2 separate regions of the Homo sapiens genome follow, and region 1 is linked to region 2. The links are chromatin loops, found by intact Hi-C in ENCODE. Cell type or tissue: tibial artery. All regions are shown on one strand.

Evidence for each region. A loop is a pair of places that touch in the nucleus more often than their neighbours do. Peaks named below come from ENCODE experiments on the same cell type or tissue, not always from the same donor. Only the 100,000 strongest peaks of a DNase experiment are listed, where the experiment ranks them.
Region 1: it touches region 2 in a loop (16-fold over the local background); 1 of 110 quality-filtered maps calls a loop at or near these places.

Annotation. Positions count from the first base shown.
Region 1 is chr10:37,549,297-37,557,296 of GRCh38, reverse strand. No RefSeq gene overlaps it. Among named protein-coding and RNA genes, the nearest start is that of LINC00993, 240 kb to the right of the region's middle. In tibial artery, no CTCF peak of the experiment used is centred here; a DNase peak (open chromatin) is centred at 3,171.
Region 2 is chr10:37,013,192-37,021,191 of GRCh38, reverse strand. No RefSeq gene overlaps it. Among named protein-coding and RNA genes, the nearest start is that of ANKRD30A, 110 kb to the left of the region's middle. In tibial artery, no CTCF peak of the experiment used is centred here; no DNase peak of the experiment used is centred here.

The DNA of each region.
Region 1 (8,000 bases), 540 kb before region 2:
TACATGCATCTTTCCCTGTTCACACATGACCCTTTCTTACTCATATTGTATTCCCTACCAATGAGCACGGAGCTCGGAGTAGTTTATTGTGTAAAAAGAATGGATTTCCCCCATTTTGCATGTTTAGATTACACATGATAATTCTCCAAGGGAGCAGGAAATCAGACGCTTGAAGCTCAGTGAGAATTTTAATGAAAATGTCAGTTGAGACTTATAGCAAATCTACCTTTGAGCTGCCAGTATTCCCAACATTAGTGACATCATCATGTTGAGCCCCGTTGGTAAGGAGGTAACTGGGAAGGAGTTTGAACAAGTAAAAATATCTATGGGCACAAGCTATTTTGAAGCCTATTTACTTGTTAGCCACCTCTCATTATTCTATGGTTGCCACACCATTTCCACAGTCCTCATCCAATCACAGATAGTACAAGGGGATTCATTAGCTGCTTGAAGCAGGACTGTCAGAGACAGAACTTGTCACATCATAATTCCTGCTAAAGCTGGACATGGTTGCTTACACCTGTAATCTCAGCACTTTGCGAGGCTATAGTAGGAGAAATGTTTGAGGACAAGAGTTCAAGACAAGCCTGGGCAATATAGCGAGACCACATCTCTACAAAAGATTTTAAAAATTAGCTGGGTGTGGTGGCATGCCTGCAGTCCCAGCTACTCATGGGGCTGAGGTGGGAGGATTGCTTGAACCCAGGAGGTTGGGGTTGCAGTGAGCTCTGATTATGCCACTACATTCCAGTATGGGCGACAGAGTGAGACCCTGTTTGAGAACTTTAAATAATTTCCTGGTAAGTGCTCTGCGCTGTGGAGTGTAGGTGGGGGAAAATAAAAAAGTAAAAAACTTGTTCCCTATATTTGGGGAAGGGAGATCATGAATGTGTCCACAAAAGGCACCAATTGATGTTTGTCAATTGACGGGCAAGATATAATTAGAAGATAAACTAGGGCTATATTATGAAGCACTGGATGCTGTTTTACAGGCAGCAAAAGCTGCAGGTGTTTTTCAAGGTCTCTTGACCTTGATGTTGAAGGTCTCCTTGATGTTGAAGGAGTACATGGGTCCTACTAGCTTGTGTCTGCTTATCATAGTCCAGGCCACAAATGAGGATGAAGCAAAAGAGAATCCAAAAATTACCAGATGTTAATGGCTACAGAAAGAAAGAAAAAGAATCAGAAAATGACCCTGCCAAGTGCTCAAAGTTCTCTACTGCCTATCAAAGGGCTTGCCGTATGCTGAGAAACACCTTCAGAACGAGTGTCCATCCTGTCTTTTTAGCAGCTTCTGCTCAGAAGGTGGGGCAGAAGTGGCCTGGAGGAGTGAAGAAGTGACCAGGGAAATATATCTGGGACCAGTCTGTGCACTTCTGCTCTCCAGGTTTGAGAACTGCTGTCACTGATTACTGTTGCGTGAGTCCTTACTGAAAAAAGTCATGATGGGGACACCACAGGCAGATGTGTGCCCATGCCAAAGACCAATGGTGCCAAGTTCTCTTGCTCCCCAGACATGGCTGATTCAGAAGCTTTGTCAAGTGGACGTCATTGCCTGCACCCACATCATAAGCAGCACAACTTAGGAGCGGGCAGCTGGCTGCAGCTCTGATGAGATGTAACCATGACCAATTTCTGAAGAAAGACATGAAAACTTTAAATCAAGCTATAAACGGTGATGGCCCTTCCTTCCATGAATTCTATTTGTGGTGATTTCATTTGGTCTTAAGCATCAAGCAAATGGCAACTTAAAAAAATAATAATTTTACTTTTTGTAGAGATAGGGTCTCACTATGTTACCCAGGCTGGTTTCAAACTCCTGGCCTCAAGCGATCCTCCCTCCTCAGCCTCTTAAGCTGGGAGGATTACAGGTGTGAGCCACAGCACCTGGCCCAAAATGCAGTTTCTTGGTGAAGTTTAAGTCTGGGTATCTCCTTATTTACTGGTCAAAATTTTCAGCTGAATTTTTTGTTTTGTTTTTAGCTTTCCACACATTTATGTCTTGGCTCACTAGTCTAATTTAATACGCAGGCCATGGTGTTTCCAGAGCAGGGGCCCATGTAGTTCACTGTACATAACAAACGTGTGCAAAACATCTGTAGCTGGACTGACTTAGCAAGTTTTTAGCCTTTTAGATCGTAGCAAGACATGAATATTTATTAACTATCATCTCATATAGAAGCCATCTTCACATAGCTCCAATTGCACACAAAAAGTCCTTTACAGCTATGTTTAGCTAGCTTTCGATCTCTGAATCTCTCAAGGGTTTCTTACATTCCCATTTGTTTGGCCAGAATCTTCTTTCACCTTTTATGCCGAGGTAGAACCTGTGTCTCCAAAGACAAATAAGGAATTTAATTCTGTGGCTTTTTTTTTTTCCTAGTGATGAGAAATGGCACTATTTGTCAGATCTACTGTCCACCAAAGCCCATGCCCTTCTCCAACACGGGGACCCAGGGAGAAGCAGGGAAGGTGAATCCTTGCTCTGAATACCAACTGTAAACACAAATTCACCCTGGAACTCAGAACCTAAACCTTGGTTTTATCTTTATCTTTTTTTTTTTTTTTTTTTTTGAGATAAGGTCTCACTCTGTTGCCCAGGCTGGAATGCAGTGGTGCAATCATAGTTAACTGTAATCTCAGCTAGTTGGGAGGACAGGGCCAGGAGTTCAAGACCAGCCTGAGTGAAATAGTGAGACTCTGTGTCTTAATTTTTATTTTTAGACAAAGTAAAACAAAGATGTTAGTAGCATCTGATGTTAATAATATTTGTGACCACATCCAATTAGCTAATTTGTTTCTGATTAGCTGCTTACATTAGCCATGTCACCTTAAATAACTTAGGTTTTTACCTCTTTCTAACATAAGCTTAGCAGCAGTATACCTTTAGATAAGTCACTTACAGTTTCACTTGAAAGGGCTCAAAAGTATAATTGAAGATGGAATTAGACACACCGGGTCCAAAAAATTATGTACCCAACAGTCAGCTTTTGTGAGTTGGTGCCTCCCCAGCCCTGTCATCCATATTTTAAAATGTCGACTGTGTGCACCAGGTTCATCATCCAAGCTGCTCTGGAAGTTGTCTCTGCTGGTGACAGTAAAGTCGACCCACCCTGTCCTCCCCACTGCCTGGTGAAAATGCAGACTATCAGTTCTGTGGCACTGTCACCAGCACATTGCGGCCTTCTTTATTTAGGTGCAATGCTGGTAAGCAAAGTGCATCCCTCGATCACATTTCCCCACTGCTTTTATCTGCCTGCAACACCTAAATGTTCATGGCCAAAAAGAGAGTGAAGACTTGAAGTTCCCTGGGGTCCTCAGAACCCAGAGAACAGGCACCTCCAACAGATTATCACTTGGCTTTATTGGTCCACGTATCCAAAAAGGTTAGATATTAAACTATTTCCCAGCATTATCAATGCAGGAGCCTTGCTCTCTCTTCCTGCTTAACAGAGATATAACAACAGATTCAGAAATGTCTGGTGGGGCCAGCTCTTGGGTTTATTTTTTTAAAAAGATTTTGGGGCAGATCTGTGCTCTGAGGATAAAGCTAACTACACTAAAAACAAGTCCTTCTCGGGATTGCCTGTGTCCCTTCCCTTCTCCACACCTTCCAGAGACTTTCACGTTCAGAAAGAAAGTCAGGCTTTTTTAAACAAACAAACAAACAAACAGTAGATGTTTCAAGCTAGCCCTACACCGTTCCAGCTCTCTCCCCACTGTCCTTTTTATCCCCCGACTCCTGGCTCCTAGTCAATGACAAAAGCTCTCCAGGTGTATTTATGATGGGTTATCTATTGTTGAACTTATAATTGCACTAATCCCTTGGCTAGGGGCTGCTCTGCTCTGATGATCACAAAGGTGACTGGGTAGGAGTAGGGAGGACAGTGCCTCATCCAGGAACAGTATATTTATTTATAGAATAGGCCTTTTCCTCTCCTTCCTAGAGTCATCTGTTAATGCAGCAGTTGCCATATCCTCAAACACTCCCTTTGGGAGATATGATGGGGGCCCAGGGCTCCACAGTTAAAGGTCAAAGTTCTCAGAGTCAGGGCACCAAAAGACTCCTCTCCCCATCTCCACAGGACAAACCCTGGTCCAGGGCTTGGGCAAGGAGTGAAAATGAAGGCAATTTGCATAAAGCTGGAAGAGCACTCTTGAATCCACAAGGCCTGCTTAAGCTCAGAACTATTTGGCCCATGATTATATGCTGCTCTGTGTAACTGATTATTTCTTGTGTTCAAGTTCTGACTCAGCCAGATAGCAATTCAGTTGTGAGTACAGAGCTGGGTACAAAATTAATTCTCAGAAAGCCCTTGTGGATTCTCAGATGTGGATTCTTATAAGTGACTATTATTAGTATTAACATATGTTTTTTGAAGACGGTGGTGATTGATGATAATGATGATGATGATTGATGATGATGATGACTGGTGATGGTGGCCGAATCCTATTGGAGGAAGAAACCTTGTGTCTTTTTTATTTATTTTCTCCCTCTTCCCAGAAAGTACAGTGCAAATAGATTTATAAAAACCATTTGCTAGATTATCAAATAAAACATAATTATAACCATTCCATGTCTGTCACATGAAACCTTTTTTTGTTGTTTGAGACAGGGTCTAGCTCTGTTGCCCAGGCTGGAGTGCCATGGCATGATCTCAGCTCGCTGCAACCCCCACCTGTTCCTGGGTTCAAGCAATCCTCCCACCTTAGCCTCCTAAATAACTAAGACTACAGGCATGCACCACCATGCCTGGCTAAATTTTTTATTTTTTGTAGAGATGGGGCTTCACCATGTTGCCCAGGCTGGTCTTGAACTCCTGGGCTCAAGCAATCCACCTACCTCAGCCTCACAAAATGCTAGGATTTCAGGTGTGAGCCACTGCACTCAGCCTCTCACATGAACATCTAAGTTGCTTGTTGGTGACTTTGATTAGGCTTGATGCTTTTCTCTTTCTTAAACAAAACAAAAATAAAATATTAGGAGCCTGGTGATCAGTTCTCCATATAGCTCATCCGAGTTTGTGCTACCACAAGGTAGTGGTTCTCAAACTATAAGTACCTGGGTGGTTACAATAAATCCCCGAGTACCTGGGATTACAGGCATGTGCAACCATACCTGGCTAATTGTTTGTATTTTTAGTAGAGATGGGGTTTCTCCATGTTGGTCAGGCTGGTCTTGAACTCCCGACCTCAGGTGATTGCCCACCTTGGCCTCCCAAAGTGCTGTGATTACAGGCATGAGCCACCACGCTTGGCTGTGGAGCTAGCTAGGTTCGGGCAAACTGGCTCACACGTGTAATCTCAGCACTTTGGGGGGCCGAGGTGGGAGGATCACTCAAGGCCAGGAGTTTGAGACCAGCCTGGGCAATATAGTGAGATCCCATCTCTGCAAAGTGAGAGCCTGTCACTATGCTGGGTATGGTGGTGCCCCTGTGGTCCCAGATACTTGGGAGGCTGAAGTAGGAGGATAACTTGAGCCCAAGAGCTGGAGGCCAGAGTGAGCCATGATCACACTACTGCACTCCAGCCTGGGCAACAGAGTGAGATCCTGCCTCTAAAACAACAACAACAAAAAACCCACTATAGCTGGGCCTTAGTGTTTCTGGTCCTAGTTTTCAAGAAGATGAGACCTTAAAGTTCTCACGCAATGCTGCTGCTCCTAGTGATCTGGAGCCACACTTGGAGAACCGCTGCCCCAGGGTGTGTTAGCAATGTCTCAGGTTCTCCTACCTGGAACTTTATTTGTGGGTTTAAGAAAAGTCCAGGAAATGGACTCACAACTCTGTGTAAAGAGACCTGTAGGGAGGCCCCTCAGATAATTCTTCTCAGAGGATTGCTGCCCCCATCTCAGCAAGGGCCCACTTTCTCTAGAATTTAGAGATTGTGTGAGACAAAGGTTGCTGAGAGATTTTAATTTGGGGCAACCAAACGTGGGGATCCTGTTCTGATTTGTTTAGACTCACCTCTCCACTCATCTATTCTCCTCCCTCCAGTCCCAGGTGATTTTTCTAAATCAGAAACCAGATCATCCCAGTCTCCTGTTCAGATGCCTGTGATGGCTCATGGTTACTCTACAGCTTGACCCCTGCCTGGCTCTTCGAATTTACCTCCTGTTACTCCCGACCTCCCAGCATTCCCTCCCTCGCCTCACTCCTCTGCACGTGGTTTCCTTGGATGTAGAGTGTCTTTCCTGTTCCCTCTCACCCGCATCCTATCCACAGGGCTGTCTTCCCACAGATCTCCAAGGAAAGTATACCTTCCTTGTCTCCCCTCTGCTGGCTGCCATGGCCACAGCCTGAACCCCCGACAACCCTCACGACCAGAGATGTTGTGGCATTGGTGGTTTGCTGTCAGACTACCCTGCTGGGCTATGGAGGGACGGGGACTGGTCTATTGAATTCCTGATATTCAGCATGCTGCTGGGACTGCAGAAGGAGCTTGGTAAAGGTTTACTCAATAAATGGAAACTGCTGAAGACTCAGTGGTAACCAACCACACACTTCATCAGTCATTACTCATGTTATCAGAAAGAAGTCCTGATCTAGACCCCAAGAGAGGGTTTTTGGGTCTTGTGCATGAAAGAGTTCAAGGAGAATCCCATAGAGTAAAGTGAATGCAAATTTATTAAGAAAGTAAACGAATAAAGAATGGCTACTCCATACGCAGAGCAGCCCTCAGGGCTGCTGGTTGCCCATTTTCATGGTTATTTCTTGATTATATGCTAAACTAGGGATGGATTATTCATTCCTCCCCTTTTTAGACCATATAGGCTAACTTCCTGATGTTGCCATGGTATTTGTAAACTGTCATGGAACTGGTGGGAGTGTAGTAGTGAGGATGACCAGAGATTACTTTTGCCATCATCTTGGTTTTGGTGGGTTTTAGCCAGCTTCTTTACTGCAACCTGTTTTATCAGCAAGGTCTTTAAGACCTGTATCATATGCTGACCTCCTATCTCATCCTGTGACTAAGAATGCCTAAACCTCCTGGGAATGCAGCCCAGCAGGTCTCAGCCTTATTTTACCAAGCCCCTATTCAAGATGGAGTTGCTCGGGTTCAAACACCTCTGACACTTGGGAGATTTTGGACACAAAACAACAGGGAAAAAGTTGCATAGGAGTGTGTTGCAAGTAAAGATGAGAGGCAGGGATGGAGAGGGGGTGGGTGGGATGACCAGTGTTCCCGTTAAGTCACCTGCAGTAAATGAACTCCCTTGGCTTTTGTTGTCCTAAAGCAGTGGTCTCCAACCCCTGAGTGGCAGACTGGCCTGTTAGGAACCAGGCTGCACAGCAGGAGGTAAGCAGCAGGTGAGCAAGCATTACTGCCTGAGCTCCACCTCCTGTCAAATCAGCGTCTGTATCAGATTCTCACTGAAGCATAAACTATATTATGAACTGCTCCTGAAAGGGATCTAGGTTGTGCACTGCGTATGAGAATCTAATGCCCAATGATCTGAGGTAGAACAGTTTCATCCCAAAACCATTCCCCCTGTATCCCCCAGTCTGTGGGAAAATTGTCTTCCATGGAACTGGTCCCTGGTGCCAAAAAGGTTGGGGACTGCTATACTAAAGTGCAGTGACAAAGGTGTGCCCAGGAGCAAACAAAGGAAGCTCTAGAGGTAGAATTTGAGGCACTGGCTTTGGGGGAGGGGGAGAAAGTTGAAGGTTTTGCAGAAAGAAAGAATCTTCCGAAATGACAGTATCTTTAAGAGTTGCCTACCTGCCAGCTCCTTAGTCCCTAGGTCCTCAGGTCCCCAAGTCCCCTCTTCTCTCCTAACTAGGTAGGAGCACCTTTCTTGTTCCCTTTTGATTTGATGGCCTTAGACAGTGACAAGTTGCTTAGAGTTCCAGATTTTGCATGATGCCTAGGAAAACAAGGCATCTTATTCTGCACTTCATATGTAAATCAACTTCAATTCTGGAGCTATTTTTATATTTATGAAGTTGACTTTCAGACCATAGCATCAAGCTTATAATAAAAGCACTGGACTGGGAATC
Region 2 (8,000 bases):
TTAAAAGTTACAAAGAAAGAATAATTTTCCCACAGTCATGGAAGAAGTAAATAGCTGGACTTAGGGTCAAATCTAAGCATGCTTGAGTCTTAGAGTCCATTCCCCCTCTTAATAAGCTTCAACACCTTTCAACTCATTATCGATATATATAATTCCCACAGAATATAATACCACACTCATTATCTTGCCTAGGTTTTATTTCTATAAGACTTTTATAAAATTTGTATAGACTTATCTGGAATTTGACTTCTCTTAGGAAAACCATTTTTGAAAGAACAAGAACACAAAGGTTAGGTGACGGGAGACAGGCTTAGTTACAGGCAGATGGCGTGTTTACACAGTACCCTTTATCTTCCCTATTACCACTACAGAACAGCTGTTTATCTGTTTCCCCCAGATTAATGTTAGCAATGGATCAGATGCAGTTGTCCTGCAAGGTGCCTGACCTCAGGATGTAATAAAAGTAAATAACTAAGTTTAGAAGGAGGCTTACTTCTCAATGATATCAGGCTGGAACGATAGACAGCCCTTTGTCTCTCTAGGCCTTACTCTGGCTACATTCATGACTGAATTATTCCATGTTTGTAGACTCCTCACAGCACAATATGGAGCTGTCCATCATTGCTAATTGTCAGTGAAGTTTCTCTTCACTGCTTGGGCAGCCTTAAAGTGTGAACCCAACTGTGGCTTCAATATTTGCAATCGATTCCCTTCTCCTCAGTTTGATTGCAATTATATTCATTGAACACAGTCCACCAAGGATTTGAAAATAAATTTCATACTGAAATTTGAAAGATCTTGCAAAATGTATAGAAATATTACCTAAGACAGATATTGGAAAAGAGCAATGATGTAGATCCATTGAATGAGGCAAAATGGTTTGCCCTCTTACCAGCTATGGTAACTTAGTCTCTTTAAATGTCAGTTTCTTTCTTTTTCCAGTGATGACAATAATGATACCTATTGTGATGTTGAAGAGTAAATGCCATTATTTATCAAATATATCTAACACTGTATCTGAGACAGGAAAAGGAAGTCCTCCTTAAAAATAGATTATCAAAAATATTAAATAAAATTATTTAAATATATTGTATATGGTTTGTTGCTATTTATCATTTTTACATTATTTATTCAGTTATTTAAAATATAGCTTAACATTTTATTGCATGGAATTGAGAAAACCATCCTGATGGAATAGTGTGATAAAAACCACTACAATTGCTAGCATCAAAAGCCCTAAATTTGAGTCCCAGATTTACCACTGTGGTTCCTTATAAAAGTCATGTACCCTCTTGTGCTTCCATTCTATCATCTTATCTTGGGTATCTTAGGATCTGCCATATGCTTCACAGTGTTATGAAAATTACTTGGCACTTTCCAAGTAGATTATTCTGTGGTGTATTCAATTTCAGCCTTTTTCTGAACAGACTCGAAGTCCCAAGTGACCTGAGAGAAGAAATATGGCTATGTCTTTAACTCTAAGATAAATAAGAGGGTAAAAGCTCAGACAACAGGGCAATTTTCCATGGCCCATAAAAGAAGGCAAGTCCTTCAGGCTGGCAATTCAGAGTCAGGCCCTAGGGTTGATTTCTTTTCTTCTTGGAGCACATTGACAATAGCCACAGATGGAGTTCATGGACCAAAAGGCAGCTCACAGAAGCAGGGAGGTGACCATGTCTGTTCAGAGTGTGGCTGGCTGTGAGGAACCAGGCTTCATCCTGAGATGATGGCCCAAGATAGCCATCACAGCTGCAGACTTCACAGAACATTAGCTTCAGAAGTCACTTTTTAGGTCACACACAAAACCCATCTCTTTTATGGCCACACAGCACAGGCTGGCTCCCAAGCTCCCACTTTTAGCCTCAGAAAATCACCTGCCACCATGCCTTCTTAGGCAGTAGCTCTGCAGCCCTTCAGGTGGGACCTGCTAGGACAGGTATAACTTTGGCCACCTGCATTGCATAAACGTCCCTTTTGCTTGACCTTGTTTCATCATTAACCCTTTTCCTCTCATTTTGACCTTCACCCTCAGGTTTGATGACTCCTGCTATTTAGGGCCCTGCATATATTCTTCTCTTGTCTTTGAGCCACACTAAGTTTCTAGAGTTTTCAACGTTGCTATTTCTGTGACAGTACTGAAAACGAGAATGTATCATCTCCTATGTGTTACATATGATACAACACACAAGAGGCAACTGGAACCCCAAAAAGTTAAAGAAAGTATCTTATTAATGCTTTGGGCATAAAATATGTAGGCTATATCTATATTTTTCCTGTTAAAATAATTGGAGAGAACACAAGTATGCACGTCAGGGCTCTTTTAAAGAGAAGTTTTCTTGGCATGTGCATTATCACATACATCCTCCTTAGAGAGCTGGGGATAAAGAACAAATTTAACTTACAGAGTGATGGCAAATGATATTCAGCTGGCTTAAACATCCTTAAATACATTACTATAGTTCATGACTACATCTACTATTATGTAATCAAAAGAGTGTCAAGATTTTTCATACCATTATGGCAGAGATCAGTAAACTACGATTCATGAGCCAAATTTTGATTGCCACCTATTTTTGTAAATAAAGTTTTATTAGAACATGGCCATAATCATTTGTCTTCATATTGTCTGTGGTGTGCTTGCATTGCAATGACAGAGTTGAGTAACTGTCACAGAGACCATATGTCTTGGAAAGCCAAACTATCTAGCCTTTTACAAAGTTTGCCTTATGGCAAAGAGAACATATAGGATCCAAACTATGGCAATGTGTCCAACTATGACCTGTTAGAGTAACTTTTTTCTGTTAACTATCTGAGACACAAAGGAGCTCAGTGTGTTTATTAAAAACCATATGAGACTTTTTTTGTTCTAGATATTTGACTTACTACAATTCTTCGACCTGATTTAAACATTTCCCAAGACATGAAATACAATTAAACAAACAAATCCCAACTTGGAAACAGAACTGAATCCTTGCTTATACAGACGATGTTCCATGATCATCATGATAAAGGTAGATTGTCATCATCCTGCTCACTCTTGGAAGGAACTAGCAGCATGATGCCAATGAACAGTGCAGAATGACCTTGGTTACACCAAAATGACCTTTGAAAGTGGTTCATCTAGAGTTCAGAATTGTTGCCCTGCGAATATTTCTTTCAGTAGAGTTTAACTATGTTGTTATTTCTCTCTCTTTCTCATGTGACTAAGTTCTTGGAGAAGAGGGACTATATTTTGTTTTGGTTTTTTTCTCAGTTGCCTCAACAGCTAGTACAATGTCTGACACTTAGTAGATCCACAGTTAGTGTTCATTGAACTGAATTGAATAAGTAGTGTTTTCCAAATATATATAACACTATCCATTGGCTATAGTTACAGGCATTCTGAATCACTTATCCCTCGCCGGCTCACACTTTGGAGGCTGAAAAATCTCACTACTGCTTTATCAACATCTCCTGCAGCTAGAGAGGGCCACATGACAGTTTAGTTAGTGATACATAAGCAACTACTGATTATGGAGTTTCTGGAAGTCTCCTGTGTATCTGATAACAGGAGCAGACACAAATGACAGTGTCTCTTTCCATCTTTTTCTTGCCTTAAACATGGAAGCGATGCCTACTGCTAGGAAAGCTAATTTGTGAATATAAGACAATTAGCCAATATATTGTGAAGAGTAGAGTAGAAAGGTAAACAGAGTTTGGGTGTTTATAAGGAGTCCCTCCACTAGCCTCAGACTGTTTATATCCAGATTTCTTGTTTCATTAGAAATGTAAAACCCTATTTGTTTAAGCCTTTGTTAGTTTGAATATCTGTTACTTCTGGCTAAAAATATACCTAATTGTCTCAACAATATTTGTGGAAAGAACATCAACCTGGAGATCAATTAAAATAACAATTCTCACAAACTATTCCTATAAAAAATCTTGGGGCTGGGCATGGTGGCTCACGCCTATAATCCTAACACTTTGGGAGGCCGAGGCTGGTGGATCACTTGAGGTCTGGAGTTTGGGACCAGCCTGGTCAACATGGTGAAACCCCATCTCTACTAAAAATACAAAAATTAGTCAGGCATGGTGGCAAGCGCCTGTAATCCCAGCTATTTGGGAGGCTGAGGCAGGAGAATCACTTGAACCCGGGGGGAGGCAGAGGTTGCAGTGAGCCAAGATCACGCCATTGCTCTCCAGCCTGGGTGACAAAAGTGAAACTTCTTCATTAACTAGAAAAGCCTCATTCTAGAAGGGCATCTTTGCAGGAAGATAGTGGAGAAGAGAAATTAAATTGTTAATCATCTACTACATTCCAGGGACTCTACTTAGTCTTTTGTTTTTCTAATGTCATTAAATCCACACATTGACACTCTTAGGTGGTATCATTAATTCATAGATGATACGATGTGTTGAGAGGTTAAGAACTTTGTTTAAAAGGCATAAATCTAGGAAGCAACAAAAGTGCAATTCAAAGCAAGTTCTTTATAACTCTGAAATCCATATTGATTCTAAAATATTGTGCTACTTTTTAAAGAAATGAACTTTGGCTAATTTCTAGACTGTCCATGAATATTAGAGAAGCAAACTCAAATAAAACATTCCCTGGAAAGAAAAATAAATCCCCTTTCCAGAAATCAGATATAGGCTTTTCAATCCAGGGCACTCAAACTTCCACCTCTCAGATTTGACTGTTATTATTAAATAAAGGCATCTTCATTTTTTTTCTAATAGGACTCTCAAAACCCAGGGAGTCACCAAGCCTTGATGTACAATACAGAATAGAATACAGAAGCTAGAAAGCCTTATATGTATCTCTTTGTTATATACCAAGAAAGTGAAACCATAGCTGTGCCTTCTCATTCAGCAATGATGCTGCTGTGTACTCAATTGTGTCCCTCCTAAATTCATATGCTGAAGCCCTAATTCCTATTGTGATGGTATTTGGAGATAGGGCCTTTGGGTAGTACTTAGGTTTAGTTGAGGTCATAAGGGTGGGAACCCATGATGGGATTAGTGCCATTATAAAAAGAGACACCAGAGAGCTTACTCTCTTACTCTCTCCTCACCAAGTGAAGACAGAGAGAGAAAGGGGCCATCTATAAGACAGGATGAAAGCCCTCACTGGGGTTCAATGGAGCTGGTGCTCTGATCTGCTACCTCTAGCCTCCAGAACTGTGAGCAAATAAACTGTTGTTTAAGCCAGATAGTCTATGGTATTTTGTTATGGCAGCCTGAAATGATTCAGAAAGATTTTCTGCAGGACTAATGGGTATATCTTTTCTACTTCCCTTTTTCAGTCAACAGAACAGATGAAGAGAACTCAGAATTACAAAATTTGTTTCCAACTCCACTACACCCATTTTTGGAAGATCTGTTTTGAATCCACGTTTCCAAGGATGATTTAGAAAAAGACAGCAAACTGAACAAAGCCCTGAGGAAATATTAACAAGTACAACCTTTCCCTGGAAGCAATACACATTTTCCTGGTGCCTGTTTATTGTCACCTTTATCTCCTTACTTGGGCTTGACAGCAAGTGGTGAACCAGGATTTATCTTGTTGAGGCTCAAAGCTTTAGTGGTGTTGTCATTCGCCAGTAGCTCTGGTTCCTCTCAGCAAAAACAGTGGAAAACACTTTTAATTGTAAAATACATTATGTTTAACTTCCACTAAAAAAAAAAGATGGTGAAGGAAAAAGTTTTTTGTGTTTTTATTTTGTAGATCAAAACCTAGTATTTATTTTGGAAAGATGGGTACAGTTATTTTTTCCCCATGTTTGTTCTATTCCCTTTAAGCTTCTAAAGGAACAAACAAAAAATAGCTTAACTGAAACTAACAAAGGATGATGAAACACTTTTAAGTCTTCAAAAAGGTAATATTGGATACTTGCAATTGCTAGCAATATTTGGAGTTAAGGGATAATGTTTAAAACTCAACTGAACTTTCTTTACAGTTGTAAGGATTTCTAAGAGTGAGATTCTAGGCCCTAGAATATTACCTTGGTTCGATAGACATCATTGTTACCTACATTTTACAAACAGAAAAAGCGAAGATGAAGAAATTTGTGTTACTTGGGCCTGGTCACATTCCTAGCACCTGATGTGTTCAGGCTACAACCAAAGATTTTGGGCTCCAATTCTAATGTTCCTTTCAATTTACTACATTGTCTAGTAAGAGTGGATTTGCTGGTGGTTGCAGAGGTAAGAATAATGACAAGCATGTTTTGAGCACTTACACAATGAACAGGGTCTCTATTAGACTCTAGGGGTAAAAACAAGAAATGAAGACCGTTCTGTGCAAGCAGATCCAAGTACATATTTACTAAAAATGAAAGAGCATGACTATGGTTCAGTCCAACATTATTTTTGAACATCTAATCTGGCAAAGTTGATTTGCTCTTGGAGTAGCTTATATAGAACGGAAACATGTCAGGATCAGAGAGAGTCCTAGGGGTTATCTTTCTCAAATACTCATCCAGTACCTGCATGCCCTTCATCAAGTGTTCAACCTCGCTTCCACCTGAAAATGTTAGGTGCAAATAACTCCCTCTTTGTTCAGAAGCTGATTTAATCTCTGGCAAACTCTGCCTGAAATAATTTTTTTATTAGTGTGCATTCCACAGTCAGATTTCTAGAATGAAATATTAGCCCCATCAATTACTTATTGTGTTGCTTGGGGCAAAATTACTTGACCTGTCTATTCTTCAGTTTTCTCACGGGCAAAATAGAGATAATAATAGTATTTCATTTATAGTATTGTTTTGTGGATTAAATTATTAAACACATGAATAGCATTCACAACACTGTGCATCATATAGTAAGTGTGCATCATGGCACTTACACACATACATATATAATCTTTTTTTTTTTTTTGAGATGGAGTCTCGCACTGTCACCTGGGCTGGAGTGCAGTGGCATGATCTTGGCTCACTGCAACCTTCACCTCCCAGATTTAAGCGATTCTCCTTGCCTCAGCCTCCCAAGTAGATGGATTACAGGTGCCCAGCACCATGCCTGGCTAATTTTGTATTTTTAGTAGAGACAGGTTTCACTATGTTGGCCAGGCTGCTCTGGAACTCCTGACGTCGTGATCCTCCCACCTTAGCCTCCCAAAGTGCTAGGATTACAGATGTGAGCCACCATGCCTGGCCTATAATCTTTACTATAATAAAATAAAAAATATGTCTATTAGTTATAGTAATAATCATTATAATACTTCTAGTAGTAATTGAAGATTTTTTTTCACTACGGCTACAAGTCTGGTTTTTGTCAGTCCTACTCTACTGTACCTACATAGAGCAAGGGTAATAATTCTTTTATTTGAAAGTTCCTTTCTCCTCCCACAGATCTTTTTTTTTTCTTGGTGGTGTACCTTACAGCCTCAATATATCAAATGATTTTGTCTCCCCTTGGGATCTTTTAGAAAAACTTGCTGTCACAATTTTCATTTACAACGAAGTAGAAAAGTAGGATAAAAGCTTAATTTATCACTCATGTGTTTGATGATCCAAAAATCGTTGTTGATCATTAAACACCTTGAATATAAAGAGGGATGAGAATATGTACTATTGCACCATTCCTTATTTCTCTACATACATTCCCTCTTTTTGTCATTTGTACAATCTGTTCTAGTCAAACAAAACCTGTTTCAGCTTCTAGAATATAAGTTACACTCTTTCTTATCTTCAGGCCTTTGGAAAACCTTAGGCATCTCTTCTCCTTTTCTCTTGTTCTCTACCTTTAAAAGGAAGTCTCTGATAGTTCCAAAACAGGTTAGGTGTTTCTCCCTGTGCATTTAAGTACTTATTGCACTTTATTTTAATTGCTTGGCTTTTTTCCCCCTGTATCTCTTCCTAGATTCCTTGGATGCTAAATTCTGTGAAGGCATTGACTGTGTCTGTTTCCAAGTACCCACAGTAAATAAACGAGAATAGTTACTTAGAATATCAGCAAATCAGTATATGTTGGAATTAAGGTATTAACACACACGTACACAGACCACCCAACTGAGTATGCCA